Linked DNA regions of Mus musculus: all the other regions are linked to region 1. A link is a loop called in an ENCODE intact Hi-C map of the cell type or tissue named here. Cell type or tissue: heart. All regions are shown on one strand. Region 1 overlaps Oasl2 (2'-5' oligoadenylate synthetase-like 2). Region 2 holds the start of Tchp (trichoplein, keratin filament binding). Region 3 holds the start of 2610524H06Rik (RIKEN cDNA 2610524H06 gene). Region 4 overlaps Trpv4 (transient receptor potential cation channel, subfamily V, member 4).

Region 1 (8,000 bases):
AAGATGTTCTAACTGCTCTGTATATAAGTGCTAAGCTGGGGGGGTGGGGGTGGGGAGTAGCACTCTCAACCTACACTGTAGGGGGTTTTCCATTGATCAGAGTCAAGACTGGAAATAAAAGGACTTTTGCAAATTGCAGCAGACTTAGCAGTTCTTGAGCTCTTCCGGTTTCCTGAGGAATCAAGGCATAACAGCCCTTGCTGGGATGCCTTGGGAAGAGCGTGATCTAAATGAGTGTTAGCGTGAGTTCTCACCAGGAGATAGTATGCATAGTACCTGTACATTCCAGCGCTCGCTGGGGCCTACAGTCGTGCAACAGACCTGCAGCAGGCAGAAAGCAGCTTCTGCAGCCACCTGTTCCCATCCCTTTCTTCTTCCCAGGTTGTTGGTGGGGTCAGCTGGGTCTAGGATGATGGGCCTGGGGGGGAGAAAATGGCAGATCTCGGTTACAGTCAGGATACTGGCCTCTGGGCCCTCGTCTCTGTGGAACCATAAAACGCATTATAAGGGCAAATTGTCACGGGATGTTTAAGATCACTAAAAAGCTGTCTCTGGAGGCGGGCCTCCGCAGCCTCCACTGTTTCAGAGCCAAACGTGGATCTCAAACTTTTCTTGCAAGGCTGTCTTGTGTCTGCCAGTGTTGTCACCATGGTTACCATCCTTGTCATTTCCCCCTCTCCCCTCCCCAAAGAGCGGGGAGGGGCAATTTTGTTACCCCATGCTACAGTGGGAACAGAAAGCTGGAAGTACAGACTCGGAGGGTAGGGGAGCTACATCCTTGGAGAAAAAGTGGGAACTCCAGCTGACTGCCTCAGCTTCCCCAGTTGACCTCTGCAGGATGTTGTGAGCGCCATGAGTAGGTGGGGTGGAAGCTGACTCTCTCCTGCTGAGGCTACTCAATTGTCTCTGCTGGATTTGATGACATTATTTTGCTAAGGGCAAAGTCTCTCTCTTGATGCGTGTTACTTTTCCTTTATTTCTGCTTGCAGTATACTCCATAATTAACTCCCTCATTTAAAACTGAAGGTGGGGCCAACAGAGAGCATTCTTCAGATGGCCCAGTAGAAGCAACCCCTGCAAGCAAAGCCCTTCCATTAGGATTGGAGATAGAGGGCCCTGGAGCAAGCGGGCCGGAGCAAGTGGAGCTGTAGCAAGAGGGTGAACGGAAAGGGGGTGGGAGAGGGGGAGGATTGGAGATATTGGAGATATAACCTCAGCAAGCTCCAGAAAATGAATCTCTGAGAGTTTACTAGACATAAGCAATCTTATACTGGCAACTAGGTGTCTAGAGGAGAAAGCTAGAACCATTGCAACCTTGAAGCGATAAATCGGAACTTGACTGGAAGACCCTGGGTAGGGAAGGGTTGAACCACTCACAGACAGAGACTGAAAGACCCCCGTTTCGGGGAGAACCTCGCTCAAGTCCCGGGATGAGCCAACATCCCAATAACTCGAGAGAAACTGTTCTTGATGCAATATCGCATGAGGTTTATTCGGGAATCAGCATGCTGAGGCCGAGCTCATAACCCACACAGGGGCAGAGGAGATCGACCCCCAGCAGTTGCAGTCGAGGGTTTTTAAAGAATAAACCACAAAGTGAGGGGAGGATAAGACCACAAAGAATGGGGAAGCTGAGTAAACATCGTAAGAATGGGGATAGTGAATTACAGCTCATCTCCCACGGAAAGGTTACAGGCTATCTTTGGCAAACATTCTTGTTCCCTTACACTATGGGTCAGGCGCCTGGGTGGGTCACCCAGTGGTCATCGTTCTCTCAGGCTGAAGGCGAAAGAACAAAGAACTCCATGCTGGGTTTCGTTTCTAGGGGTCTAAGAAACACATTGAGTTGGGGTCTTACAAGACCTTGGTGATGTGGAGGCCATACTTGGTGACTTGGTGACCCCTGAATGTTTTCGAGTACGTGAAACCCTTTATTTTCCCCAAGCCACTCCAGTCAGGGTTTCTAGGCCTCAGAGCCGTAAGTCACGTGGTTGATAGACTCACCGGTCTCCCTTCAGCTGTTTCTTCAGAAAGTTCCTGACGACCTCGTTTTGGAAATTGTAGTACTTGGTCCAGTAGATGCAGATGTCGCGGTAGTTTACGAGGAGCTCCATCACGGCTACGAACCCTTCATCCAGATTGAAGCTATCACTGCTCTCTGTACCCATCTCCCAGGCGTAGATGGTCAGCAGCTCCAGAGCATATTTTGAGGGCAACACTGCACCTCTTCCATATTTACGTCTCAGGCACTGGGGGGGGGGGGTAGAGAGAGAGAGAGGGAGAGGGAGAGAGTGAATAAGAATTTCATGTGATTGATGCTCTAGGAATTTTCAGGTTCCCTTGTTACTTTATGTGACACAGCCAGGACATGGTAGGTCTACATGGGCTGATGGCACGGGGGTTTCCTTGCGGACCGTCCGAGTATCAATCAATCTACAGTTTCCAGTTAGAATGGAGGAGGCAATGCGGTATATTTGAAATTCTATACTAGTATAGAGTGTATTTTGATCATAGCCACGTCCCTCCACCCTTCCTCCTCATGCCCCCATCTTTCTCCAGTCCTCTTTTCCTTCTCTTTATGTCCCTTGGAGTTCAGTTGGAGCTCTCCTTGTGTGCATGGGTGTAGGGCCATCCTCCAGAGTAGGCACAGGTCGGGAACCACATCTCTGAGGAAAATCCCTCTCCCAGCAGCCACTGATGGCCAGTAGCTCTCTGCTTTCCCTATGGATGCTAGAACACTAACTAGCTTAATCTTGCACAGGTCTCCTGCAGCCAGATGCTGCTGTGGGCACCTTGGCAGTGAGACCGACATGCCCATAAGATGCTATTTTGTAGCCATCCTTCCCATTGCTGGTTCTTAGGCTCCTCTTACCTCCTTTCCCACAATGTTTGCCCAGTACTCTGCTGTCTGTGACATCCTGTGCACTGGGGAGGGGGGCAGGGGGAAGGAGTGCTTCTCTGCCAAGAACAGAGGTACACACTAACCTGTGAGTTGAATGTGAGAATCTAGATGACAGTTTGACACCGTGTCCACTGGGTGAAACAGCAGTAGTAGATGCTAGTTAAAATCCTGATGAGTTTTATTTTTTAGATGGAATCTTGTTGTGTAGCCCAGGCTAGGCTGAAACTTGCAGTTTTTCAGCCTCAGCCCTCCAGGTGTTGGGAATACAGGTATGTCAACCATACATGGCTCCCAGTGATGTGTGTGTGTGTGAGAGAGAGAGAGAGAGAGAGAGAGAGAGAGAGAGAAAGAGAGAGAGAGAGAGAGAGGAGGGTGTGCACATGTGGATGTCACAGGCCAACTTTGGAAGTGAATCCTCACCTTCTACTTGGAAGAAGCAGTTTCTGGCATAAGAATAAACAAGAGTCACGAGTTGGGGATGTGGCTTAACAGCCTGGTACTTATCGAGCTTGCATAAGGTCCTGGGTTCAATCCCTCAGGACTTACAAAGGAAGCCAAGTATAACAGCGTAGACTGTTTAGAATTAGTTCTCATTAGATTTGTGGCTTTAATAGTTTTAGCAAATGTAATATTTTAGTTCAGCGAGAAAGGATGCATAGTTCAAGATGTGATGGACAACTTGTTAGTTATTTGAAAGGAAATAAAGGTGTTGCCAAAGTCACGTCATATACAAGAAGTTAAAAATGGAATTAAGTATATATTAAACATATAAGAAAAATTAGGTGGCTGCAAATTTACCCCTCACACACATGCACACACACAAGCACACGCCTGCATAAACGCATGCACATGCACACACATGTGAACATGTACACACACACTGAGTCCAATCGGAGTTCCCCTTATGAGTGTGGATGCAGCTTTTCACACTGATATGCACTATTTTCACACTGATATGCACTATTTTCACACTGATATGCACACATGCATACACACAAAGATGTTTACCTTCATTTTTATACATTTTTATGCTATTTGAAGTTTTTATTATGGGTCCATTGCAATATTTAAATAACCACATATATTTTTCTATGGGAGAGAGGGGGGGTCCAGATAAGTAAAATCTATTAGAGAATGACAGAAATATTCATGTACAGAAATATGAGCCAGGGAGGTGGGAAAAAGAGCCTTAGAAGTCTCATAATGATATGGGTATCATGCCTGCCTATAATTCTAGTACTTTGGAGGCAGAATCAGGGGCTCTCCAGAGAAAGCTAGCTAGTTAGACAGCCATGCAGACAAGTCTAGGGTCTAAGGTCAACTGAAAGACTTTGTCCTAGTATATATGGAGGAGATTGAGAAAGACAACCATCCTGAGACCTACACACAGACACAGATACACACAGATACATACATATACATACACACTATACACATAATTTGCAAAAAAAGAAAAAAAGAAAGAAATCACTGTTCTTAAATTATGTGTCTGTGTCTATGTGCATGCAATGCAAGTAGAGGCCAGAAGAGGGTGCTGAATCCCTTGGAGCTGGAGTGACAGTGGCTATGAGCTGCCCAAAGTGGGTCTGGTGCAAGGGTGGGTGCTCTTAACTGTTGAGCCTTCTCTCCAGCCTACTGTTTTCAGAGCTGGCCTGGTTAAAGCCAGTACGTGGCTGGTGGCTGGATGAAAATGTTTGTAGCCCTGATGGGAAGGGAGGTAAATACCTGTAGCCTGGGAGGTCTTACAGTTCACTGGAAGACACAAAGTAAAGTGTGTGGACAACATGAATGGACGGAGCTCTCACCATCGACTCAAGGACAACAGCTCGTGTGTGTGTTTAAAGGGTGGACCAAAACTGCGGTGAGTTGGCATGGTAACTCCAGTTATCTAACATCCAGGTATGGGCTGCGGGAATACAGATGACGGTAAAACATGAAAGAAAAGCCAAAGTACTGTCGCAGGTTTATCTGGGGACCGTGTGCAAATCTCTCCTTCTTCCTTAAGCATTTTTCGACTTTTTTTTTTTTTAATGAGTTCTTTGCAATTAGTCAGATAGCAAGAAAGAAATGCTAAACTGAAGAACATTTCCTGGGACTGCTTACGAGCACAGATTCTAGAGTCAGGGACTCGTGTTCAAATCTCAGCTCAGTTTTCTCACCTCCAGGGTGAGGGCGGGGATACATGCCATTAGAAACAGCAGAAGGAGGGAGGGGGTGGGATAGGGGGTTTCCAGAGGGGAAACTGGGAAAGGGGGATAACATTTGAAATGTAAATAAAATAACCAATTAAAAAAAGTAAAGAAACAGGAAGGAAGGCAAAACGGGGTCCCTTGGCATGTATAGCCTAGATCATGGGACCCAATTAGTCTGACACAATGGTGGCTTTATTATTGTTATCAAAATGCCACACATCTGAGGCTTGTTGAAGGCAGCCTGTCCTCATCTGAGTGAGCACTTAATCGCACTTGGGGGAAGGTTTCACTGCAAGCAGGTGTCACAAGATGCAGACGCTCTCACCGACAGGGATGCTGGGTTCTTAGATGGTCCAGGGCCCTGCAGGTCACTCACTGTTTATCCTGCCTCTCACCCACTTCTTGTATCCCCACTCGATCTCTCTTGCTGTTGCGGAGGATTGAACCCAGGACCTTACGCATCCCAAGCAAGTACCTTGCCAACAAGCCACACCTCCAGCCCCAATTTCTAAGAGAAGCTTGGGCTACAGATGCGTGCGTACCCTCTGCTCCGCCTCCTCCCAGCTCTTACCTGCAGGTACCAGAACTTCACCAACCGGAGGAGGTTCTTCAGTTTAACTGGGCGAGTTTTCACAAAATGTCTCTGTAACTCTGTGAAGCTTGGTGAGAAGTCACCAGGGTAGCCCTTACTTCTTATCAGAGTCTCGTAGATTGCCGGTGCTGGTTTTGAGTCTCTGGAAATAGGTCCTGGGAGGAGAAACTAACTGGTCAGGAAACTCTACCTTTTGAGATTGGAAACATAGGGAATCCCCTACACCTCCTTCATCCCCTCTCATCCACCCCTCCCGCCCTTCTTTCTTTTCTTTAGATCTCTTTCTTTCTTTCTTTCTTTCTTTCTTTCTTTCTTTCTTTCATGTGTGTGTGTGAGTACACTGTAGTTGTCTTCAGACACACCAGAAGAGGGCGTCAGATCTCATTACAGATGGTTGTGAGCCACCATGTGGTTGCTAGGAATTGAACTTAGGACCTTTGGAAGAGCAGTCAGTGCTCTTAACCGCTGAGCCATCTCATCAGCCCCTCTTCTTCGTTGACAGGGTCTCTCTGTGATGGATCCTGGGCTGTCATTAGGCTTGTGGTCTGCCTGCCTTGGCTTCCTGAGAGCTGGGATCACAGTCATTGTTTTCTATGCCTTCCTTACCTCGCCCCCTCCCCCACCTCAAAGCTAAATTAATAGAGGCCGGGATGGTCAGGTAGACCTTCAGGCTCATGAAATCCTCAGATCGGCTCCATTAAGGAGGTAAACTTAAAGGCAAGCACAGGCAATCGCCGTCTGGTATCTCAAATGTGAGCAAATATCAGTTCTGATGACTCAACATTATCCCATGTAGTAAGTTAGTATGCTCGATTTTGAGCATGCTAAGGTGTGGGCCCAAGAGGAATACAAGTTGTAAAATACGAGAGTCTTGTTATTTATTTGTTTGCTTATTTATTTCATTTACTTACTTACTTTTTGAGACAGGGTTTCTCTGTGTAGCCCTGACTGTCCTGGAACTTGCTCTGTAGACCAGGCTGGTCTCAAACTCACAAAGATCCACCTGCCTCTGCTTTCCAAGTGCTGGGAATAAAGGCTTGCTCCATCACCACCCAGCTTGAGAGCCTTGTTTTAAAGGGTCTAATACAGTTCTGTTGGACCCTAAAGACCTTGGAATGTTTGCCTAACCTGGTGTTTTCCAGAGGGTGGGTAGGAATTCATTCTTTATGATAAATCCTTCCTCCCCATGTAACACTGGGACATGGGAACCCATGCAAGGATATTTATTTATTATGGAAGTCTATCCATCTTCACAGTATGATTTCAGTCCCACCTATCTATCTACAAAGCAATCTTCCAGAGGAATCTTGCTAGAGGAAGACCCCAGAATTCTTTCTTTAAACTGAAACTTCCACTGGATTTACCCAAAGCATCGTAAGCTGGGAGGATATCCATCCAAATAATGTCATCAGTCTTCCGGGACTGAACCTTTAGGGTGAGGGAGCGAGGGGCCCTTTTGCCCTCTCTGTGGGTAAGGACAATGATGTTGTAGGCCAGGCTTCTGCTACAATGAATCAGCCTCTTCTTAATGAAGCTGATGACGACCTCCCGGTTTCTCGCCTGCTCTTCGAAACTGGAAAAGCAGCTTAAGAACAGAATCATGTCTTGGTCAGATCTGTGGTTCAGCGTTGTCCCCTTTCCCGAGGAGCCTCCCTGTGGAAGGTGACAATGGCAGATTTACCTCTCCTGAGATTTGATGCTTTGAAGTTGAGAGTTAAGCCAGACCCATTCATGGTAAGTTCTCTGTACAGTCCTTTAAGAGAGACCTGTGCTGTGGGCGTTATGGGCTGAGCATCCCTGATCCAAAACTGAGAGACCCAAATGTTCTGAAATCTCAACAAGGGCAACACTTTATGTGTATGGCTGCTTTGTCGGCATGTACACATACACCATAGGTGTGCCTGGTGTCTATCCTCAGAAGCCAGAAGAGAGGTGGAAGGGAGCGCCTCTGGAGTTAAGTTACAGGTAGCCACCATTCTAGGCACAAAACATACCAACCTCAGAACTACATCCCTAGCCCAAAACAAATTGCTACTTGAAAAATGCTATAATGAAACAAAATCCTTTTTCTGCTAGTTTAAAAAAAAAAAAAGGTAAAACCAAAGAAGATGAGAGAGTCTAAACCTCAGCTCCTCCTCTTGACCCCTCGACAGTGCCTCACTGATGCAGTCACGGCTGGCCTGGAACTTGCTATAAGAACAGGTTTAACAGTCTTAAACTGGTAATCCTCCTGCCTCAACCTCCCGACTGCTGGGGTTACAGGTGAACGCTACCACACCCAGCTCTGGACTTCCTTTTTTTGTTGTTTGTTTCT
Region 2 (8,000 bases), 200 kb after region 1:
AAAGGTACATAAGAGTGGATGCTGGCTTCCTGTCTGCTTCCCCTTACTCGTGCTGGCAAGCTCATCTCTCCTATGACCGTGGCCAGTGTTACCTGCAGAGAGACTCTTCTGCAGTGTACTGTGTGGAAGCATCAGGTCTCAAAAAAGCCTCTGGCCAATGAGCTGAGGCAGGATTAGAAGGTGAGGCATGGGGAGGGGGGGGGGAGAAAGAGGATTCTGGGAAATAGTCAGATGCAGGAGATTCACCCCAACGCCGGCAGAGACAGACACATGAACCTGAGCAGAGGTAACTAACAGCGTGGCACGGCTTAGGCTAGTTTAAACAGGATGACTGAGTTATAAGCTCGTGGGAACAAGCCAAAGCTATTGGCGTAGGCGTTTATTCATAGATAAAAAAAATCTCAGAATTGTTATTTCAGGGAACAAAGAGGCCAGGTGGGAAAGCGTGAGGTTACAATGACCTCCAACTTCTTCAGGGTCCTAACACAGACTGAAAGCCAGATGTTCTGCAGAAACCCTCCCAGACTCCAGCACCAGGCAGGAAGCGCAGAGATATCTGAGCCTCATGGGCTCAACAACTGCGGGATTTCTGGTCTGTCTGCTGTGGGACAGCCACTGCTGGCCAACCTGGACTACATCCTCAAAGGGCCAACAAAACGTGGTTATACACCCCAGCTGGCACTAACAGGTTACCAAATGAGGTTCAGATCATTGTTACGTGCTGAATCTCAACTCAACACGGCTCACATTTCAAAGGCTTGCTCTGGTCCAGGCCGGTGATCCACCTTTAATCCCAGCACGTGGGAGGCAGAGGCAGGCAGATCTCTGGGACTCTGAGGCCAGGCTAGTCTATAAACAAAGTTCCAGGCAAACCAGGACTACACAGTGAGACCGTTTCAAAACAGCAAAAGCAACATTGAAAACAACTGCTCCCTAGCTTCCAGCACTGTTCAGGGGAGGCAGGGGGCGTTTAAGGGGATGAGGTACTAGCTGGCGGCAACAGTCCACTGTGGTGGGTCTCTGAACCCTCTTCCTAACATCCTGTTTCCTGAGCCAGCGCAACTTGAGCTCCATTGGTCACAGGCTCCATGCCTTCCTCATTACAATCGCTGGAGACCCTCAGAAACCACGAGCTAAAAATAAGCCTTTCCTCTCTGGGGGGTGGGGGTGGGGGGTTGGAGGCGGTTTTCCCCATGGGCTCTAGTCACCTGACCATCTCGTCGGAACAGGCACCCGAGAACAACCCCGTAGGCGCACTCGTCCGTTCCGGCGGGGATGCTACCGCCCTGCAACCTGCTTCCGGACTAGGGTAGTTACCAGCTTCCTCTGTTCTTCTCGGGCTGACTTCAGGTCCTGGTGCTGCTCGCGGAGCCTTTGCTCCCGCAGGCCCATGCTCAGCCTGAGCTCATCCAGCTCCGCAGCCAGCAAGTCCTGTTCCTCCAGGAGAAGCTCTCTGAGCCTCTCCCGCCGGAGCTCCAGAATCTTCCTCTTCTCCTCCTTCATCTTCTCACAATGGTAGGCGTGCATGCTAGGTTAAGGAGTTCCCTGGACATCAGTCACACCAGGTCACAGTTTGATGTACATTTCTATGTAATTCTTGGGGGGGGGGGCTAAACACCTACCGAGAAGACACTAGCGCTGCCTTCTGGTTTATCTTTTAAAATGTACAGTACTGCCGGGCATGGTGGCGTACGCCTTTAATCCCAGCACTTGGGAGGCAGAGCCAGGTGGATTTCTGAGTTCGAGGCCAGCCTGGTCTACAGAGTGAGTTCCAGGACAGCCAGGGCTACACAGAGAAACCCTGTCTCGAAAAATCAAAAAAACAAACAAAAACAAAAACAAAAAACAAAAAACAAAATGTACAGTACTTCTCCCCAGCACAGCACAGTTTCCAGCATCATCAGGAGATAATTCAAGCCACAGTCCCTAAGCCCCTAGGCTACATTCCCCGAACCGTGGTAGGAACCAGTGGGCAGGACAACACACAGACACTTGCCTCCGCTGGTAGGAGATCTTGGAGCTCCATTCGATCTGTTTCGAGTTGTGGATGTCCCAGGTCCTGAAATAGCGACTGTTCTGTTCCCACTGCTGGCGAAACTGGTCCTCCTGCTGATGCTGGCGCTGGCGAAGATCCATGTGTTTCCGGCTGGACCAATAAGAGGGCAACGTGGGGAGAGCCATCTGAAGGAAACAGCAGTGGGCAGAAAGTAAGCCAGTTGTAAAGCCAGGGACCGCCCCCCTCCCACTCGGATGCCTCCTCTCTCTATTGATGTCACTCGCCCCTTGGCTGCACCTTTCTCACAGTTTTAAAGCCCCACTCCCACTCGGATGCCTCCTCTCTCTATTGATGTCACTCGCCCCTTGGCTGCACCTTTCTCACAGCTTTAAGGCCCACGTTCCCACCCTAGGACAACCGAATGATCAAATTTTGTGAAGGAGGCCCATGCCAGAAAGTTTTAAAAGATTTGCCACCAAGGCTGCAAATTATCAATTTAAATAAACGTGCACTGTGTCCAGTAGTGGCCAGCCATTATCAGGGAGATTGCAGACATAGAAAATGTCCTGACATGCCTGGGATAGGAAATAGAGGTTTTTTACATTCTGCATAAAAACTACAGTGACAAGCAGGTCCCAGGGGCATGCCCCAGCGGTCCCGCGTACTTTGGAAGCCGAGGCGTGAAGAGATCACTTGAGTCCAGGAGTTCAAAGCCAACCTGAGCAAACCAGAAAGCCCCCTGTCTCAAAAAGCAAGCAGAAATAACCTGCGACAATGATGTGAAGATGACGGGTATGTGCCAAGCGCTAGGCATACAACTTTTTACAGGTCCCGCGGCTACAAGGATGCCACGTCCCCGCCCCTCGGCCCAGCCTAACCTCTGACTCATGCACTCCGTGTCCGAAGTTCGCGGAGAAGGGTCGCCGGCCTTAGCTCGATCACGCGCCCGCTCGCTCCGAGGGTCCCCAGGCGCCCACTGCACAGACGCCAGCCGTTTCCTCGCCGGTTGCCGGGCAGCCCGCGGGACAACGGAGCACGGCGATGGACAAACTTCCTCCCGCGCGACACCCGCCGCTCTCCAGGAAAAAGGAATGGTGGGTGGTTTTTTTCTCTGGCGCCACCTGGCGGTGGGAGGTAAATCGACAGTACTTGTTAGTCCTTGATGTAGGGTAAGGAAAAGAAACCTTAGTGACCCAGTCAGGATGATGGGTGGGGGTGGGGGGGTGGGGGTGGGGTTACCGGAGGAAGGTGGAGGAGTGAGGGTAGGTTTAATGAGAATCATCCCCTGGCCAGAGTGAGGAAATAAATGATTTGCAAAGATCCGCGGGTGTGTCCCGTAGGCAACGGAGGCCGAGAACCCGAGAACCGCTGGCCTCTGTAATGACCTCCGTCATTGGTACACTACTGTAGCCTTAAGATTGGTGGTGAGGGGCTGGTGAGATGGCTCAGTAGGTAAGAGCACCCGACTGCTCTTCTGACGGTGGCTTTGTGAAGGTCTGGAGTTCAAATCCCAGCAACCACATGGTGGCTCACAACCATCAGTAATGAGATCTGACTCCATCTTCTGGAGTGTCTGAAGACAGCTACACTTACATATAATAAATAAATAAATCTTTAAAAAAAATTGGTAGTGGGTACAAAGTTTTTTGTTTTTTTGTTTGGTTTGGTTTGGTTTTTCGAGACAGGGTTTCTCTGTATAGCCCTGGCTGTCCTGGAACTCACTTTGTAGACCAGGCTGGCCTCAAACTCAGAAATCTACCTGCCTCTGCCTCCTGAGTGCTGGGATTAAAGGTGTGTGCCACCATGCCCGGCTTGGGTACAAAGGTTTTAATAACTGTAACTCGCATGGTTGCTTACGTCCATGCATTAACTACCTAATACCAGTAAAAAGAGAAAGACATAAAAAGGGATTGGGCATATGTAGCATGCTCAAAGCTCTGAGTTCAAGCCCTAAAATAATGTACAATATTAAAATAGTATTTTACTTTACTAAATAATACTAAAATAGTGCCCTCCACGAGAATGTAAAGATATAGATAAATATTCGATCATTCCTTTTTGTTTTGTTTTGTTTTGTTCCTTTTGAGGCAGGGTATCTCTGTGTATCCCTGGCTGTCCTGGAACTCACTCTGTAGACCAGGCTGGCCTCAAACTCAGAAATCCGCCTGCCTCTGCCTCCCAAGTGCTGGGATTAAAGGCATGCGCCACCACTGCCCAGCTTCGATCATTCTTTTTTCTTCTATTTTCCCACCCACTTCCTTCTGCCTCTGCTTCCCAAGTTTTTCTGCTCTCTCACTCCTCCATTCTGTTGTTCCTCGTGGTGCCTGCCTGATGTTTCTGTTTCACCTGGAGCTGGCTGTACAGTGTTGTTGGCTCTCCACAGCCAATAACCAGGTTCAAACCTGCAGCATGCCAGAGATGGCCAACCTGGGCTGGTCACTCTCTGACCCTAGGGCTACCCTTTCCCAGGCTCCGTCTCCAATGGGGGAGGAGGTGGCACCCCCATCTGGCATGATTAAGCCAGAAAGAGCCATCAGGCCATTGAAGGAGCCCAGTACACACATCTGTTGACAACTCCTTGAGCTGTACTGAGAACCTCAGGCATATGTGAGTTAGATCCGGAGAAACCTGGGGTTCATTTCTGATTTGTTTTGGGCAAGCCTGCTTCCTTCTGGGCCTCAGTTTCTTCTACAGTAGAGTTGCCATAGAAACCCACCTGCTCCTAAGAGTGGTATGACTTCAGGGACTTCCTCCTGCATTTCCTCTCCTCTTCCTCCTCTTCCTCCTCCTCCTTTTCCTCCTCCTCCTCCTCCTCCTCCTCTTCTTCTTCCTCTTCCTCCTCCTGCATTTCCTCCTCCTCTTCCTCTTCCTCCTCCTGCATTTCCCTCTCCTCCTTTGAAAGAGGGTCTTGCTGTCCAACCCAAGCTAGAGGGCACTGTGTAGTTGATACTGGCCTCCTGCCTCTGCCTCCCAAGTTCTGGGCCCGAGGGCTTATGCCTCACACACAGCTTGTCCCTGGACCTCACACTGGCTAACAGTTCCACTGGCACCGCAGCTACTGTTGGCTCACAAGCTGCCACCTATAGCTGGTTAGCCTATGTGTAAAGTGTCTGTTCCATCCAGAAATTGGGAGAGAGATTTGATTATCCCAATTTGAGTCTCAACCGAGCCTCAGACAAAGGTATTCTCCCTTGCCCCAGGAACCACAGCTGAGGCGTGAAGGCTGGAATTTGAACCAAGATCCATGGATGTGGGGCCAGAGCCCAGGCCCTCCCTATCCTGATTCCCCTTCCCTGCTGCGGCCGCAGTGCCAAAGCTGGATATGGCTGGCTTATGGGTTTCAGGCTAGCCTGGGCTATAAAATAAGTCTCAAAAAAAAAAAAAAAACCCAAAAAAACAAAACCCAGGCTCTGGGAGATGTCTAATAACTTGAGTTCAGATCCCTGGAATATGAAGAAAGGAAGGAAATAAGAAAGGAAGGAAGGAAGGTGTCTTAGTCAGGGTTTCTATTCCTGCACAAACATCATGACCAAGAAGCAAGTTGGGGAGGAAAGGGTTTATTCAGCTTACATTTCCACATTGCTGTTCATCACTAAGGAAGTCAGGACTGGGATTCAAGCAGGGCAGAAATCAGGTGCTGATGCAGAGGCCATGGAGGGATGTTACTTACTGGCTTGCTTCCCCTGGCTTGCTCAGCCTGCTTTTTTTTTTTTTTTTTTTTTTTTTTTTTTTTTTTTTTTTTTGGTTTTTCGAGACAGGGTTTCTCTGTGTAGCCCTGGCTGTCCTGGAACTCACTTTGTAGACCAGGCTGGCCTCAAACTCAGAAATCACCTGCCCCTGCCTCCCGAGTGCTGGGATTAAAGGCATGTGCCACCACGCCCAGCCTTCAGCCTGCTTTCTTATAGAAGCCAAGACTACCAGCCCAGAGATGGCACCACCCACAAGGGGCCTTTTCCCACTTGATCACTAATTGAGAAAATGCCTTGCAGCTGGATCTCATGGAGGCATTTCCTCAACTGAAGCTCCTTTCTCTGTGATAACTCCAGCCCGTGTCAAGTTGTACACAAAACTAGCCAGTACAGAAGGAAAGGAAGAAGGAAGGAAATCAGATGTGGTATCACTGGTCTGTAATCTCAACTCTTCTGTGGTAAGATTGAAGGTAGAGGTAGCTCATAGACCAGATAAGACAACGTCTATGCTTTGGCCGGTGAAGCCAGAGAGACCCTGCCTCAAACAAGATGGAAACTTCAGAACCAACTCCTGAGAGATGTCCTCTGCTTTCCACACACATGCTGTGGCCTGCACTCACATGTGCACACACACACATGCATGCCCGTGGAAGCATGCACCTGCACACATGTGTGCACACACACACACATCTGCAAATACAAAGCAGATTGACTTTATAAGGAGGTCTAGCAGCATAAAATATTTATGTTCCATATTTTAATGTTTAGTATTTAGGCCAGTGAGGGACTAACAGGGGAAGGCTAGCAAGAAAGCGAGGTGGGGAGAGGGTGGCTTGCACCTGGGTCTGTCTTGGCTTGGAAGGAGACAGGATGGGGAGGCAGGCACAGACAAGGAGGTGCTCTCTGTCAGCTCAGCTGTAGCCATCCCAGCGGGCTCTGTCCTCACTTTACCAGCTGGTGCTCTCTAGGGCATGCTTACCTACCTGCTCTCGGCTTTCTCAGCATCTCAGTATCAATTGCCCTGGCTTCGATAGTGTCTTTTGGGCTAAGATAATGACCCTCCCTGATGACAAAGGTCAGCTCATAGGCTTTCTCTAAGAGCCCAGCTTTGTAACAGGCAAACTTGCAATAAGTATTCAGGAGAGAAAAAACAAAACGCCATTCAGGGTGTTCGCTGAAGACAGCCAGTAGCATTGGGGGCAGCTTTCGGCCCGGCCTTGTGTTCTGTTTCTCTAGGTTTTCAGTTTCACCACAGACTCTGGAGTTTGTGTAATGCTGTCACTGTTGCTGAGAAATGGAACACCAATGGGTCCCAGGCTACACAGTTGTGTCACTTGCGATAGAAGCACTTGGGGGGACTTTAAATTATCTGATGCTTAGCAGCACATGCCTGTAACTGGCACCCAGGAGGCTGAGGCAGGAAGATCATGATTTCTAAGCCAGCCTAGGTTGTACACTACAACCCTGTCAGAAACAGAGACCGAGACCCAGTTCCCCGCCCCCCAAAGAAGTGCTGACTTATTTGTTTTACTGATATAGATGGGGCCTGTGCATCTGCTTTCTGTATTGGTTTTTCTTATGGTCCTGGGAATTGAACCGATCCCCTAACTCCTTGTCACTTTCCAGCTCTCTGGGACCACCCTCAAGGTCCCTTTTACCCTAGTCACATCTGCCAAGACCTTTTGGCCACATTTAGTCACATGGTCACCAGTTCTGGGCATCAGGAGGGACCTCCCTTGGGAGGCCTCTATCCGCCTATCATGGAGCGACTGTCCCTAGTTTTTATGTACAACAAGAGGCTACAGATGGAATGTCATTCCAGAACCTTCTGTTCTTGCTGGATCCTTCTGTTCGGCACCTCAGACAGCCCTACCTGCTTCCGTCTGCTGGGATACATTTGTCTGATGGAATGCCCCTCCCTGTTCTGTCTGCCTGTATTATCTTTAGACCCCAGCTTGTTTGGGTGGAAGGAGTCCCTGTGGACTCCAAGAGTGCTTTAGGCTGAGCTTCAGTTTGCTGTGTATAAACTGCAGCTAAAACGGTTACTCGTCCACTAACTGCTTGCTCTCTATACACAATGCCAGGGACATGGTCAGCCTGTGGTGTGTGACGATTGTCAATTTACTGCACATCGCCTGTTAATGGAGAAGCTGGGGACTCACTGGGTTGCATGGCCTGTGAGTCTTCGTTAGAGGGCTGTGCTCTCTGGTCGATGTAAATCCCTCTTCTTCCAAGGTGGCCACAGTACAGCTCCACCCCCTGTGAATGACAGGGATGGGTGTGGGCTTTAGGCACAGTTCCATTCAGTGGCATGT
Region 3 (8,000 bases), 78 kb after region 1:
GCCTGGAGTGTCATCTCGAGCATTGAGCAGAAGACCGACACCTCCGACAAGAAGTTGCAGCTGATCAAGGACCATCGGGAGAAAGTGGAGTCGAGCTGAGGTCCATCTGCACCATGGTCCTGGAATTGTTGGATAAGTATGTAATAGCCAAGGCAACTAATTCAAAGAGTAAGGTCTTCTATCTGAAAATGAAGGGAGATTATTTCTGGTATCTTGCTGAAGTAGCTTATGGCAATGATCGAAAACAAACGATAGAAAATTCCCAAGGAGCCTACCAAGAGGCATTTGATATAAGCAAGAAAGAGATGCAGCCTACGCATCCAATCCGCCTGGGGCTGGCTCTTAACTTTTCTGTATTTTACTATGAGAGCCTTAATAATTCAGAGCTTGCCTGCACACTGGCTAAAACGTTATGGACATCAGACAGTGCAGGAGAAGAATGTGATGCAGCAGAGGGGGCCGAAAACTAAAGGCATCCAGGGCACCAACCTCCTTCCCCTCAAGAAAACCTTTTTACATCTCCATTCCTTATTCCACTTGGTTCTCCTCTAGCAAGGAAGCCCATTCGTGTGTATGGGATCAACTCTTTATAGTCTTTTCACACTGCAGCTTTGGGGAAACTCCATCCCTTGGTTTGTGTTGTCTCCGCCTTCCTGGTGAGGAGTTACTGCTGTAGAAAAGTATCAATAGCTTCATTTCCTATAAACACGAGTAACCTCCAGACATGTGTGTAGAGGACTGACAGCACACTTGGTATTTAAGTAATCTGAACCGGTTCTACAAGCGACTGTGTTTTGTATTACTGCGAAGATATGGAAAAGGTAGTGCATTGCAATTTAAAGTAATTGTAATAATAACTTCTTGATTTCTACATTCCTTTTCTGAACCTTTGTGGGCGTTTCCTTTCAGAAGCAACTTATCCATGCTCTTATTACAAATTCCTTTTTAGTAGGAATCCAGAAGTGTTAGATTGAATGGGAAAGCTCTTAATGCATCCGGGCTTGGGGGTCACAGATCGAAATGTCTCCTGTGTCACATATTCTGGAGGTTACATCTTTCTGTGACAACAGGGAGTTTCCGTATGCATTCTTCATTTGCTGCTGTTTAAGTTGACAACTTCCTTCCCAATAAAAATTCACTTAAAAAAAAAAAAAAGGAGGTGTGACAAACCTTGACAATTTAGGAAGGCTAAAAACCTTGAATCTTCCTGGCATAAGACTGAGCTATTAATGGCAAGGGAGACACTGCAGATAGGGGTGGGGTCTATGCAGCAGCTAACCTCCCCACCCCCAACCAATGGCAGTAAAGATGTGGAGGAAAGAGAAGAATCTGTTGACTAGTGAGTCAGACTTGCGCTGTGCCTGCTGACCAAGCGTTTGGAAGTCAGTCTTGCCACATCCCTCAGAGGGTTTGGCCAAGCCGCAGAAAGGATGCATCTGTCATTCGCACAAATGAGTTCATGGATCGCCAGGGTCATCCCAGGATCGTGAGACAGTACTGCTTCCTTACCGTAGTAGGGTCGTGTGTCTAGGCACCTGTCCTGCAGAAGATCGAGCGTCTCCGTTCTCCACCTCAGCTCGAGCACAGTGACAAGCTATGACTTCAAATCAGTTCAGTGTCCTTTATAATTTATTTTTCTCAGTATAGCAAAGAGTTGCCAATTTTGTTGACTTTTAAAGAGATCCTCCCCCACCTTCATATCAATGCTGTTCTTTCTTATTTTTCTCAGTTTTCCGTTTTGTTTATTGCCGCTCTAACCTGTATTATCTGTTTCCTCATCTAACTTTGGGATGGGTTTCTTCGTTTTCTCCAAATACCTTGGGGTCTATCGCAATGCCTGTTTAAGGTCTGGTTTTTGTTGTTGTTGTTTTTTGTTTTTGGTTTTTGGTTTTTTTTTCGAGACAGGGTTTCTCTATATAGCCCTGGCTGTCCTGGAACTTACTTTGTAGACCAGGCTGGCCTTGAACTCAGAAATCTGCCTGCCTCTGCCTCCCAAGTGCTGGGATTAAAGGTGGCGCCACCACTGCCCGGTTGTTTTTCTTCTTAATGAATTTATTATTATCAGTTTCCCTGTAAAAACTGCTTTTGCGACGTTACAGAGGCTTGATGTGTGGTCGTCCTGGTTTTTATTCATCTCAAGGTACATTTTCCTTTTTTTTGGGGGGGGGGGGCTTGGAGACGGGGTTTCAATGTGTAGCCCTGGCTGTTCTGGAATTCACTGTGTACACCAGGCTAGCCTCGAACTCGGAAATCCACCTGCCCCTGCCTCCCAAGTGCTGGGCTTAAAAGCGTGCGCTACCACTGCCATGCTCAAGGTACATTTTCATTTTGATTTCACTTTGGTTCTAACCCAGCCCAGGGAAACAAAGAGACCAGACGACTGGTGGTGTTTGCCTTGAAGGGAACACGGCTCCATTTAGGAAATGAGCGGGACTGTGGGGAACTCGGGACGGGATTTCAGGTGCCCTCAGATATTCTTGAAGTTCAGGTATTAAAGGAGAGCCACGAGGCTGCTCTGTGGGGATAGCTCATGAAGAGTTGCGGTGAGCGATGGCGGCGCCGGAACAGCCAGTAGGGGCAAGAACAGAGCTGATGCTGGCTCCCATCGGGGGGCGTGGCCTCCCGACCTCTGACTGTGGTTGGCCAGACGGGGCACGGGGGGCGGGGCTGAGCACTTCAACCAGGTGAGACTCCTCCCAGGCTCAGACAGAAGAGCTCTGCACAGCAAATGACTGCCTTCAAACCGTCCCCCAGTCCTGTGCCCTCGGGGAGGTGGAATTGGGGTGCACTCAGCACTCTGGGCTCAGCCCCTCAGCAATCCCTAGGAGTTCCAAGGGATTTCGCGGCTTCCTGCAGCCCCTAGGATTCCTGGTTCTGGGATCGTTTGCTTTGGGAGCTTGCCAAGGAAGTCATGCTCCTGTCTGACAGTGTGTGCGACCTTTAACCTGGTGAGTGGGCTCATCGTGTCTCAGTACTGACAGCAGGAGAGGTGCAGGCATTGCTTTGCGTTTCACTGGTGATCAGTGTAAAGACGATCGGCCACAGGAAATAATTGTTTTATGACTGGATTCGTGTATGTGTGTGTTCTGATCGTTCTAAAAGATTGCTAGAAAACACAAAAATAGTTATTTAACAAATAGGCAGAGCCGGGCGTGGTGGCACACGCCTTTAATCCCAGCACTCGGGAGGCAGAGGCAGGTGGATTTCTGAGTTCGAGGCCAGTCTGGTCTACAGAGTGAGTTCCAGGACAACCAAGGGCTACACAGAGAAACCTTGTCTTGAAAAACCAAAACCAAAACAAAACCAACCCAAAACAAAAAAAGCCAAATAGGCAAATGTACATCCCACTTATATGATAATGACCTATTGATATGGAATAGATAAGTATGCAGGGGCCAGAAATAAAATGGGTCACTAGGTGATGGGGACAGGGGAGATAGTTGATGTATGGTCTAATGGGCTTGGAGTTTCTGTTTGAGATGATGAGAAGGTTCTGGAAATGGTCTACATGTGTTGGTTTATATTTAGCCTAATACAGCTGAATTGTATTAAAAAGTAGCTAAGGATTTCTGAGTTCAAGGCCAGCCTGGTCTACAAAGTGAGTTCCAGGACAGCCATAGCCATATAGAGAAACCCTGTCTCGCTAAAAAAATCAAAAAAAAAAAAAAAAAGTAGCTAAAATGATTAATTTTACGTCATGTCACCATCATAGCAAGAGTGAGATCAGCCAGTATGATTTTAAGATTGTATAAAAGGGGCTATGAGATGGTCAGCGGTTAAGAGCATTTACTGCTCTTCCAGAGGACCTGGGTTCAGTTCCCAGCACTTACACGGAGGCTCACAATTATCTGTAACTCCCGTTCCAGAGGAACACACACTTCTTCTAGCCTTCACCAGCTCCAGGCACCCATGCAGTGCACACACACATGCAAGCAAAGCACTCATGTACATAAACTAAACCTTAAAAATGATTGTATAGACTAGGCATGTTAGTACATGCCTTTAATCCCAGCACTCGGGAGGCAGAGGCAGGCAGATCTACATGAATTTGGGGCCACCCTGGTCTACATAGTAAGTTCCAGGACAGTGATGTTTAAAGAGACCCCTCCATCTCATTCATAATAACAAATTATTGATAATAATCCTCTCGGAAGAAGGCTGCCTGTAACTCAGGCCACTCACTAGGTCATGAACTAGTTTTTGCAGCCAAAGGGATGGAGGATGCTTATTGGCCACTGGATGGTGAGCATGCCCCCGGAGCAAGGACACCAGGACATCACGGGTAGGAAGACAGGCGTGCTTTCCATCTGGTCACCAACTGTAACCCAAAGGAAAGGAACATAGCCCGCATCCGCCACCATCATAGGTTTGAATTTCAAACAGACTAGTGTGGTATCCCACGAGGTATTGTCAATATACTTTAAAATTCTTAGGATAAGAAACAATGAGTTTGTGGTCCAGACCGAGAGATTTCAAAAGATACATCACAACCACTTATAACACCAGCTGCTGAGGGATACACAGCACCCTCTAGTGACCTCCACAGGCACTGCACCCATATAGCATCATTCTCCGACTTTTTCTGTCTCTGTCTCTCTGTCTCACACACACGCACATGCACACACTCTACAGGTGCTGGATAGGCGGCTCGGCAGTTACTGCTCTTCCAGAGGACCCATATTCAGATCTCAGAACCCACACAGCGGCTAACAACCATCTGTAAATCCAATTCCCGACGACCCCACGCCCTCTTCTGGCCTCTATGAGCACTGCCAGGTATGTGATACACAGACAAATATGCTTGAAAAATGCCCACATATGGAAGAAGGAAAGTAAACTCTGTAGTGGTGGCAGTAGTGGTGGTGATATAAGTCTTTAATCCCAGCACTTGAGAGGCAGAGGCAGGCAGGATTTCTGAGTTCTGGGTCAGCCCGGTCTACAGAGTGAGTTCCAACAGGCAGGGCTACACAGAGAAACCCTGTCTTGAAAGGAAGCAAAATACATACATAAAACTTACACTTTTCAGGCTGGAGAGATGGCTCAGCTTTTCAGGCTGGAGAGATGGCTCAGCAGGTAAGAGCACTGACTGCTCTTTGAAGGACCTGAGTTCAAATCCCAGCAACCACATGGTGGCTCACAACCATCTGTAGTGATTTCTGACGCCGTCTTCTGGTGTGTCTGAAGATGGCTACAGTGTGCTTATATATAATAATAAATAAAGCATTTAAGAAAATATTGTTTAAAATAACTTACAGTTTTCAAAAATGAGATTACGGTGTCTCTTTCTTCGGACTGCATTGACTATTTAATACGAAAATGTATGAATGTATGAATGTGTAAAGCAAAGCCTTCCACGGGGAAGCCCGACGCGAGCGCTTGCCACAGTTTTGGAACCCTCCGCGCGCAACCATAATTCACCATCCCACCCCCAAAGTTGGTCAGGATGGCTCCTCCCCTCGCCCCCTTACCGGTCCTGTTTCCGTGGCAACTGCGCGAGCGGAGTGGGCGGACCTGGGGGGGGGGGAACGGCAACGTCTAGGGGCGGGGCTTACGGCGGAAGGGGCGTCCCCTCGCTCCTTGCAGCGCGGGTTTCAGTGATGCTGCGCTTAGGATGGATGCGGCTGTTGCCCGTGCTCTGCAGCCTCCTGCTGGGGCGAGCCGAGGCCCCGAGCCCCGGGTTGCCGCCGGAGCAGAGCCGGTCCTACGAGGTGCTGCGGAGGCAGAGCCTGGGTAAGCGGGGCGGTGCGGAGGGTGCGCGTTTGCAGCGGGATCCGGGCGTGGGGAGCTTGTACAGGGCGGGGGCGGGCCCAGGCCCGGGCCTCTGGTTGTGGGAAGCCAATAAACGCCATTACAAGATGGTGCTGATTTCAATAAGCTGACACCTATATATATATGGGTAAACAATCAATGTGCCCATGTACAGTAGGGTTTATTTATTTTTTTTTTTTTTGGCAGAGTCACTGCCTGGCCCAAGGCATGTAAATGAGGTACTGAAAGCATAACCAATGGGGTGTAGACACGCCTATCCTAGGCCTATATAAGCAGCACTGGTTTTTGGCCTCAGGGTCTTTCGCTTTCACTATCAAGCTCCCAATAAACATGCGCAGAAGAATCCTTCTTGCTGGCGAGTTGGGCCTCTACAAGTGGTGATTCTCATATCGCCTCAGGGTTATTGTTAGTGAATCAAAGAGTGGATGTTTTACAACATAACATGGAACAGATGATGGATGTCCTACAAATGAGTTGTGTGGCATCAACCCTGCATATGTGCATTACTCCCATTGGGTATGTTAATGATTCTTTTATTAAAACTACAGATTTATCGAATTATCTGAAGGGGAACTGGTCGCAGGAGCTGGACAGGTTGCACAAGGAGCTGCAAATACAGATCCAGAAGCTTAATCGAACCAGAGTGGAACCAGTGACCCTTGGAGGCTTTACCTCTTGGCTTACCTCTGCATTTTCTTACTTTAAGGAATGGGTGGGAGTGATTTTGTTTGGTGCTGCTATATGCTGTGGACTGGTATTCGTGCTTCAGTTGGTTTACAAATTCAGAACCCAACAAAAACGTGACAAGGTGATTATAACTCAAGCACTTCCCTGAAGTTTGGTTATCTATGCTCAAGAATTAGTCGGCATCTTGAAAGAGTAAAACTTAAAAACAAAATTCTAGGCCTTTAGGCCCAGGTTTGGGAATGTGGCCTTTGTGATAATAAAACAGATAACGACATTCCTCCACCCACCTGCTTTCTGGGTTCAAAGAGTGTTCATTCAAAGAAAGTCACCCTGACCCACCCTGACCATTGCTGGAACCCGCTATTCAAAGGTGCTATTGTTAGGGGCTCTTAGAAACTGTCTTGAGAAATAACCCTCACAATTACCAGGTATTCCTCTTGACTCTTGTGACTTTGCACTTCCTTGTGACTCTTAACTGGTATTTTTGGTATTTTCCAACAACCCCCTTCCCACCTCCTTGAGTTGTGGTTTCTTCCTTTAAATACCCCCTTATCCAGCTACTCGGCGCGCCACGGTCCTCTACTCCTGTGTGGTGTATGACCGTGGGCCTGAGAGCGCTCTTGAATAAAAATCCTCTTGCAGTTTGCAGCAAGACCGTTTCTTGTGGGTGATTTTGGGGTGTCGCCTCTCCTGAGTCAGAACGTGGGGGAGTCCTCCGTTGTGGGTCTTTCAATCTAAGTCCTCTGCTCTTGCACCCCACGGATCTACGGATCCATTGCACTGGGATGAGAAAGACTCAACGATCATTGAACAGCCCTTGCACACTGCTGAGGTTTCCTCATCGCACTCGGTAGGGTGATCATGATTTGCCCTTCTAAATCCTTCTTGATCGTTTTTGTGCTGAGGAAGTGCTAGAGTAGATGGTCGGATTAGGCCTTTTCTATTGAATAAAAAAGGGGGAGATGTGGGAAGCCAATAAACGCCATTACAAGATGGCGCTGCTTTCAATAAGCCAATGCCTATGAATATGGGTAAACAACCAAAGTGCCCATGTGCAGTAGAGTTTGTATTTTTTTTTTTTGACATTGCCTGTCCCGAGGCATGTAAATGAGGTACTGAAAGCATAACCAATCGGGTGTAGACATGCCTATCCTAGGCCTATATAAGCAGCACTGGTTTTTGGCCTCGGGGTCTTTCGCTTTCACTATCAAGCTCTTCCAATAAATGTATGCAGAAGAATCCTGTTTTGGCGTCCTTCTTGCTGGCGAGTCGAGCGTCTACATCTGGTCCTCAGGAAGCTGCTTTTCCTGGGGTCAATTCTAGGCTTGGGAGCCAGCGCTTGCACCCCTGTGTGCTGTCTGGCGCACCTGCTGAAGCGAGAACCTGGAGTCCTGGGGGTGTGTGAGCTCCTCTGTTGCTCACTCTGTGGCTTCAGCCTAGGCAGCCAGGCTCATCCTGCATCCCTCCTCTGTTCTCAGCGATGGCCATTCATAATTGACAAGTTTTAGCATTTCTTACACAGCAAGGGTTCCTAGATAGCATCG
Region 4 (8,000 bases), 260 kb after region 1:
TCCTGGCCTTTCACTCGCCTTTCCATCCACCAGCCCATTATCTACTTGTCTGTCTGTCTGTCCTACACAGCCAAAGGTGCACTTGTTCATTATAATCCACGTGTGTATGCACCTGTCCACGCACGCATCCAGTTTCTACTTCCGCATGTCCAGTGTGCTCCTCCAGAATGTGATTGTCTAGGTGGCTCCCTGCTGTCTGACCCTCTTGTCTCCAACCTGTCCAGTTGTCCATCTGCATAGCCAACTTCCCTCCAATTTACCATTTACTTCTCAAAATGTCTATATAATCTCCAGCCATTCATCAGTACTCTGTCTGTCTCTGTCATTCTCTGTCTCTGTCTGTCTGTCTCTGTCTCTCTGACTCTCTCTCTCTATTTGAGACAGGGCTCGGTCTGCAGCTCAGGCTGGCCTTAGCTTTCAATCCTCTTGTCTCAGCATCCTAAGTGCTGTGGTTACGGGTGTGTGGCACCACACTGCACTCATCCACTCTTGACGGCTGCCTGCTTCCTTTCCCTTCCTCCTCTTCTCTCTGTTCTAGCCTCAGGTACATCCACCCAGCTCCATTTTTGTGGCCACAGATCATCCACTTGTTCATCTCTCCATTCATATGTGTGGAAGCGTCGGGTGCTAATCCTTTCTCTCCCGAGAAGGAGGCCTGGCTGGAAGGTAGAAGAGTGGAGAGAAGCCCCCATGAGTGATGGTCCAGGCCCTCTCAGGATGTTGTCTCCGCCAACCCAGTTGCAGACAGGAACCTTCAGTCCCAGACACCATGATCTGGGCCTGTCTTCTCCATGGCCTCTGCTAAGTAGAGTGTCACAGTATGGTGTCTGTCATGTGTGGAGTGCAGACACTTCCCCAGGCTCCTCCTGCCGTGAACTGCCTCTGATCTGGTTGAATAGGTGGTTACATCCTTCCTAGGTCCCTTCTGCTGTCTGTAATATGTCCTGAAATGACTCAGACTTGGACATGAGCCCTTTTCCTACCTAAAAACCCCTCAGAGCCTCCACATGTATCCAAGAGTACCACCCCGAAGTCTGGAGATGCCTGAAGCTGTGGCGTCTTCTCCTAGGCCCTTGCTGACCAAAGACTGGCTTCCAGTCAGAGGGCAGCTCTTCTCCGTGCTTACATAGCTAGGAGATGGCTCTCTAGCGTCCACAGGGGCTCATGGGTGATGTCTGGACTGCTACAGCAAACAGCTCCCCAGAGGTGGAGTTGATTGGTCCCAAGGAGCCTGCAGTGAGCCAGGCCAGGTTTAGCTCCTGACTCAGAAGCGCCTTCAGGTTTGGGATGCAATCGGAGCAGTGACAAGTGAAGATCTGTGATTCGAGACGGGGAGGCGCTAATGCCAGACAAGGAATAAGGGACAGGAGAGGTGGCTCTGGAAGACTTCTCAGGAAGGTGGCACCCAGACAGGACAACCACATGGTTAGGCAGCCATCCCTGGCCCAGATGTGCAAGAGTGTAACTCATCAGGACCAAGGCGGTGTAGTCAATCACTTGTGAGGGACATTGTCCAGTCACTGTTCAGATGGGGAAACTGAGGCCCCAAGCAACAGGGAGTCCTACTGTACCACCTCCCTTCCCTCCCTCAAGCCTTCCTGAGGGTGCACCCTAGCCTGCTCCCTGGAGGAATTCGAAAAAATTGGGGGGGAACCAAGGCAAAAATTGGGGTCCTAAAGATTTTCAGTGGTATCCAGTGGTATCAGGTGGGAACCAAGTTCTTTTTATATAGAGGGTCAGAGGATCAGGAAAATTGGTTGGAGGATGCTCCAGCTCTTGCTCTGTGGAGCATTCCATGGCCAGCATCCTCTTTCCCATAGTGCCTTTGGGCCCTGAGAAGAGGGATGAAGGAGACCAGGCCTCCCACTTCATGCCCTATGTAGCTGCTCTCTTCCTTTTCTTCTTCCTTCCTGGTCCTCTGCTCCCCCCCCCCATCTTCTCTCTCTCTCTCTCCTCCTTCCTCTCTCTCTCTCTCTCTCTCTCTCTCTCTGTTTCTCTCTCTCTCCCCTTTCCCCTCCCCCCCTCATTTATTAAATAAACTGTAGCTGTCTTCAGACATACTAGGAGAAGACATCAAATCCCATTACAGATGGATGTGAGCCACCATGTGGTTGCTGGGAATTGAACTCAGGACCTCTGGAAGAGTGCGCTTAACCACTGAGCCATCTCTCCAGCCCCTCTCTGCCTCTCTTATTCACATAAGTTCTGATGCATCCCATCTGTGCCAGCCTGGGCTGGATGGCAACATGGCAGAGAGAGGATCTCTGTCCTCATGGTGTCCAGGCTAGCTCTTTCTCTCTGGTGCCCAATTAATGTTTGCGGAATGACTATACAGATGTCTCTCTTTTGTCTTCCTCAGCCCTCTCTGGGTCCTGTCACGCTTCTCTGCCTTGCTCTGTGGCTCAGCACCTCTGCCTTGCACACACAGGCTTCAGACACGTGGTTCTCAGGAATGATGGTGATTTTGGCTAACATGTATTGCATGCTTGTGTGTAGTGGGCTCTGGGCTAATACCCCGCTTTTATGGCCTCTTCTGTCCTAAACATCGTTGGATGATGAAATTAATGAGGGAGCGAGCGAGTGAACCAGTTCCTTCCCCTGCCTTCTGCCAGGCTTTTTTCGCCTCAGACAGTGCTCATGAAAGGCCAGATGGTAAGCTCAGGTGGTCGAGTACCAGCCCGGCATGCTCAGGGCCCCGGCTTCGGTTCCCATCCTTGCATAAGCCAGGCATAGTGGCTTGCATTGACGTCCCATCATTCAAGAGGCCAAGGTGGGACATTCAAGATCAGTTTGGGTTGCATGTCCCTTACAAAGCCAGTCTGGGTGACACAAGACCCTGTCTCTCACACACAAAGGTGTTCAGTAAATGTTAGATGGAGGACGGGGAAGATGAATAGGCAGGTGAGAGGGATGAAGGGGGTAGGCAGCGAGTGGTGAGGTGGAAGGATGAACAGATGAGCATAAAGATGGAGGGAGGGGTGAGTGGGGGGAGGGGTGAGTGGGTGAATAGAGGGATGGATGGATGGGTGATGAGTGGGTAGATGGATGGATGGGTGGGTGAGTGGATAGATGGATGGATGGGTGGGTGGGTGGGTGGACAGATGGATGGATGGGTGGGTGGATAGGTGACTGAGTGAGTGAGTGGTTAGATGGAGGGGGGAGGTGGGTGGGCTAGAGGATGTGCAGGCTTGCATCCTTTTCCTGTTTTTCTGCCCAACACACAGTAGGCCAGCTTACCTCTTCCTGGGCAAAGCATCCCATAGTATTCTTTAGTCCCTTGGGTTTCATTTCCCCCAACCTCTGACTACCTTAGGTGAGGGAGCACAGTGCAGGCAGAGGCTAAACTCCTGGTATCCTTCTTTTTTCCCTTCTAGGAAGCAGCCACAGAGCCCCAAAGCTCCTGCACCCCAGCCACCCCCCATCCTCAAAGTCTTCAATCGGCCCATCCTCTTTGACATTGTGTCCCGGGGCTCCACTGCGGACCTAGATGGACTGCTCTCCTTCTTGTTGACCCACAAGAAGCGCCTGACTGATGAGGAGTTCCGGGGTGAGCCGCACCAGTGGGCAGGGGGAGGGGTCTGCTCTGCTTGGGTAATCCTCTTCCCCGGTTTGCGTATCTCTTTGGGCCAAACACACAGAAGATCATTGGGTAGAGTCTGGACTCCTGCATCCTTCACCACGTTACGGAATTCATTCATGCAGTAGCCAACCAAAGTTTAGCCACGGGGGCTCTAACACACTTCTACACATTGATGGTGTGGTTCCCCCAGCCCCGAAGTGCTCTAAACAGGCAGCTGGAATCCCATGTCCCCCGTGGGTAGCATGGCAGTGGGTCGGGATAGCTGGAAGGTGGCAAGGTTACGGTTGGGATTCTCAGTTGCACTTCTAGAGATCTGCCTCACCCTCACCAGCTCCCCTCCCTGGCCCGACTCCCTCAGTCGCCACCCACAACATCCCTTTGCAGGGCTCCACAAAACCTGCATCCTCCCCTGCATGTTTTTCTGGCTGGAGGCTGATTAGCTCATCTGATTTTCAGGGTTATCTGGAATCTCTGCCCCACCCCTCCCACACGCCCTCGGGGTAGTTCACAACCTCTGTCAATGGGCCATTTAGAGCCGGGCTCCAGCAGGCTCCATAACCAGAGACATTCCGCCACCTGGTGGTCAGCTGAGGAACTGCTTCCTCTTTAGCAGTGGTTCCACAGCCGAAGCCGGGACCCAGGACCCGATTCCCCTTATGCCAGATGTGATTTGGAATCACGGAAGGTGCCTGGGTGGCTCCTTTAGTGAGTTCTTACTAATTCAGCGAGATGCCACTGGGTACCGAAGAAGTACCAGACACTGGGCTGGTGTCCGGAGGGAGGTGGAGGTGAGGTGGGGCTGAAAATGAGGAATTGAGCAAGGCATATAAGATTCGGTCTTAAGTGGCTCTCGGTTATTCAGGAGGGACCGGCATTGATCTTGCGACCACGTAAACAAGCACTGAGTTACAAACGGTGAAGGGTATCTAGTCAGGGGATGTGAAACAACCCCTCACACCCCCCCACCCCACCCCCCAGTCAGAGAGTTACATTAGTGTGTGAAAAGGGACGAAGGAGTGTTTCAGGTTGGATAGCTATGAAGGGACAGTGATTACAAAGACCCCGTGGCTTTCCATGACCTCTGAGATGACTATAGCAACTGCTGTATGCAAAGTGGATGAAGGACCACAGAGGCTGGGCAAGCCAAGGGGGCGGGGCTATCTTGGGCTTGTGAGAGACAGTGCCTGGTTCAGGGTGATGGTGGCAGAGATGACAGCCAAAGGGGTACCAGAAAAATGGATAAAACAGACATGCTGCAACAGGCGTGGGGCTGGGGTGGGGTGGGGGCGCTGAAAATTCAGGATGGGACTCCAGGGAGGGGAATTGTGTTACCATGGAGAGCTGATATTGCTGGTGATACTGGTAAAATGGAGGGTTGATACCACCCCATGACAGAGATTGGGGATGCATCTGCACAGCCCCCAGGGGCTCTGCCAGCATTCAGGGCAGCCCCCACCTGGTGCCCATGGGAAGCTGTACCCACGGATTGGTTCCGTGAACAGCTGGCTGGTGTTAGCCTGGGCCAGCTGCCCAGAAGACGGGAGAAAGGCTGGGGTGGGGGTCAGGCTGGATGCTTCCGAGGCTTAAGGCTCTCCCTGTATCTGGGGAGGGGGCCTTACATTTCCTTCCACAGGATGCTAACCCCAGCATTGACATTTAAGGGGGGCTTGTTGATGCCTGGGGTCCTGTGAATCACAATATTGGTTGATTCACCGATGTCCCCTTGATTGCTGATGAGAGATAATGCCAGGACTCCAACCCTGAGGGTCAGCCGGCAAAGCTCACCCTCACCCCATGTCTGTGGCTCCCACCTTGGATCCGTCGCCCAGGCCTGGTTGGTGGTGTTGGTGGGCGCTTGCATTTTACTGATTCTTTAGAGACGGAAGCTAGTTCCTGTAGCCAAACACATCGTAGCAAGGGAAAGGAACTTAGAAAAGGGTGTTGGTGAACATTGGGGAGAGGTGACAGGCACCGGGCCCACTCAGACTTCGAAAGATGTTGGACAGGAATGGAAAATGTTTACACTTACGTGTCTATGAGACCCCCCAGACACACTGTGCCCCTCTTTATACTCAGTCCAAGCTTTAGGGAGCATTGTGGTCAGCCCTTCACTCCCCTCTAGCGACACTGGTGTAAATGCTTCACGGGACAGGCTTCTGGGTTCTCATGTGTGGACAAGTGCTACCTGACATGCGTCTTGCTTTTAGAGCTGATAAAGGCTCTCACAAGCTCAGTGGGGTAAAATACCCGCTGTGACAGCAAAAAGACCTGGGTTCAGATCCCAGCATCCACAGAAAAAGCCAGGCAAGGTGGCACATGTCGGGGATCTCCCACTCTTGAGGAGGTGGGAACAGGCAGATAACCCCTTGCACCCACCTACCCACCACGCCTACCCCCTGCCACCCAGACCCTCCCTGAGCCAGTGAGCTGCAGGTTCAGTGAGAGACTCTGTCTGGAAAGTAAAGCGGAGAGTGATGAGGCAGACATCCAGTGCTGGCCCGAGGCCTCCATGCAGACACACATAGGAAGCACAGAGGGGGGGAGAATGGCTCTGACAGGTCTGAGCCAGGCAGTGGTGGCCCACACCTTTGATCCCAGCACTCAGGAGGCAGAGGCAGGCAGAGCTGTGATTTCAAGGACAGCCTGGTCTACAGAATAAGTTCCAGGATAACCTGGGCTACATAGTGAGACTCTGTCTCAGAATAAACAACAGTAACAAAAATCAACAACAAGATGTATGGTTGACATTTTTTTTTTAATGCGCATGCATACCTGCATGCAAACATGGCTCGCAACCATGGCCCATCTCTCTGTATCTCAGCATGGTTAGTGTTTAGCTTTCTTCCCATCTGCTCAGATTTCAAAGCCCTTTAAAGGGGCTGTAGAGATGGCTCAGCTGCTAAAAGCACCGACTGCTCTTTCAGAGGTCCTGAGTTCCAATCCCAGCAACCACATGGTGGCTCGAAACCATCTGTGATGAGCTCCAATGCCCTCTTCTGGTGTGTCTGAAGGCAGAGACAGTGTACTTACACAGCCCTTTAAAGATTCCCTCTACAAGCTAGTGACAGCTGAGTGGTTAAAGCACTGATTGCTCTTGCGGAGGACCTGAACTCGGTCCCCAGGACCCACATGGTGGCTCACACCCATGTGTAACTTCAGTTTCAGGGGATCTGATCTCTGCATACAACTCTCATGGTCACTGCCTATTCACGGTGTATAGTTATATGTGTAGGCCACACGCCCATACAGATAAATAAAATAAAAATTTCAAACTTCCCTCAAGTGCAGGGTGGCACAACCCTGTAATCCCAGCACTCTGGGAGGCCAAGACAAGAAGATTGAGAGTTCAAGACCAGCCTGGGCTCCGTAATGAGACCCCGAGTCAAAGAGAAATCTCCCCGACTGTGATTAAGTCCGAGCCAGTCTATAGGCTGTGGCTTTCTATATGTCACAGAGTATCTATTGCCATAAGTCCACGGACACCGTCAGAAACAGAAGACAGCTGTGTCTCCACCAAGCACCAGGAAGACATCTCAGGCAGGTGTGGCAGCCCAGCCTGGGCTCCTGTTCCTGCCCCACACTCACAGCCAGGTTCTGAGCCCTGTCTCTTCCTGCCCCTTTCTCTCAGAGCCGTCCACGGGGAAGACCTGCCTGCCCAAGGCGCTGCTGAACCTAAGCAACGGGCGCAACGACACCATCCCGGTGTTGCTGGACATTGCGGAGCGCACCGGCAACATGCGTGAATTCATCAACTCGCCCTTCAGAGACATCTACTACCGAGGTGGGTGTGGCCGCGCATGCGCCGTTACTGAACGGATGCGTGAGCGGATGGATGGGTGGGTGGATGGATGGATGGATGTGCCGCAGCTACCTCTCGCACTCCACTATTCTGAATTTCAGAACGGGAGATCCCAAGCCTTTGCGATACATCGCCCATTGCTGTCTGGTACCTGAGCTAGAAAACTGAAGCCCTAGAGGCCATGTGGTTGGACCCTTGGGCCACTTGAGGCTCTGCAGGGCATGGTGTTGAGTCTCCAGTTCTGGGAGGCAAACGTGTCATGTGCGTCAGCTCTGTGCTCCCCATTTCTGAGAGAGTCTGTAAACCAAGGCCTGAGACTGCAAAATACCGACATTCAGAGTCTGTGAAGTCCATGGCTGTGTTCGGGGTGGTTTGGCCAGGATATCTAGATTTGGCTGACCTTGTTGGCTGGATGGGGGTCCTCTATAATGTTATGGCCATTGTTTCCAGGCTGTGTGCTCAAATCACTGGCCCTCAAGCTTGTGCTCCTGCTAGACTCTTTTAAAAAAAAATTTATGGTGCTGGAGAGATGGCTCAGCGGTTAAGAGCACTGAACAGCAGGCTCTGGCTGTCATGCACCCCAAATCTCACATCAACCCTGCGCACCACCTTCCAGTGATT

The links. A loop is a pair of places that touch in the nucleus more often than their neighbours do. Peaks named below come from ENCODE experiments on the same cell type or tissue, not always from the same donor. Only the 100,000 strongest peaks of a DNase experiment are listed, where the experiment ranks them.
Region 2: a loop joins it to region 1, with 2.2 times the contacts of the local background. A loop is called at or near these places in 10 of 42 quality-filtered maps.
Region 3: it touches region 1 in a loop (9-fold over the local background); 9 of 42 quality-filtered maps call a loop at or near these places.
Region 4: it touches region 1 in a loop (9-fold over the local background); 4 of 42 quality-filtered maps call a loop at or near these places.

The regions. Positions count from the first base shown.
Region 1 is chr5:114,899,081-114,907,080 of GRCm38, reverse strand. It overlaps Oasl2 (2'-5' oligoadenylate synthetase-like 2), which reads right to left. Exons shown (of 6, transcript NM_011854.2): 2 at 7,051-7,339; 3 at 5,666-5,841; 4 at 2,005-2,249; 5 at 277-418. Among named protein-coding and RNA genes, the nearest start is that of Oasl2, 6.1 kb to the right of the region's middle. In heart, a CTCF peak has its summit at 4,425 (motif pointing right); no DNase peak of the experiment used is centred here; H3K27me3 peaks cover 95 bases.
Region 2 is chr5:114,702,835-114,710,834 of GRCm38, reverse strand. It overlaps Tchp (trichoplein, keratin filament binding), which reads right to left and starts at 3,056. Exons shown (of 13, transcript NM_029992.2): 1 at 2,875-3,056; 2 at 1,997-2,181; 3 at 1,318-1,528. The coding sequence starts at 2,181. Gm34931 (a long non-coding RNA gene) reads left to right here and starts at 3,016. Exons shown (of 3, transcript XR_387595.3): 1 at 3,016-3,090. In heart, a CTCF peak has its summit at 3,104 (motif pointing left); DNase peaks (open chromatin) are centred at 1,326 and 3,054; H3K4me3 peaks cover 1,632 bases; H3K27ac peaks cover 868 bases.
Region 3 is chr5:114,821,043-114,829,042 of GRCm38, reverse strand. 2610524H06Rik (RIKEN cDNA 2610524H06 gene) reads left to right here and starts at 5,575. Exons shown (of 2, transcript NM_181075.3): 1 at 5,575-5,730; 2 at 6,318-7,106. The coding sequence starts at 5,598. The coding sequence ends at 6,604. It overlaps Gm46920 (a long non-coding RNA gene), which reads right to left and starts at 5,313. Exons shown (of 2, transcript XR_003955777.1): 1 at 5,254-5,313. It also overlaps the pseudogene Ywhaq-ps2. In heart, CTCF peaks have their summits at 2,577 and 4,570 (motif pointing left); DNase peaks (open chromatin) are centred at 1,382, 2,602 and 5,542; H3K4me3 peaks cover 2,400 bases; H3K27ac peaks cover 1,449 bases.
Region 4 is chr5:114,635,671-114,643,670 of GRCm38, reverse strand. Trpv4 (transient receptor potential cation channel, subfamily V, member 4) reads left to right here. Exons shown (of 16, transcript NM_022017.3): 3 at 3,375-3,547; 4 at 7,209-7,361. Among named protein-coding and RNA genes, the nearest start is that of Trpv4, 19 kb to the left of the region's middle. In heart, no CTCF peak of the experiment used is centred here; DNase peaks (open chromatin) are centred at 4,070 and 4,774; H3K4me3 peaks cover 651 bases; H3K27me3 peaks cover 6,783 bases.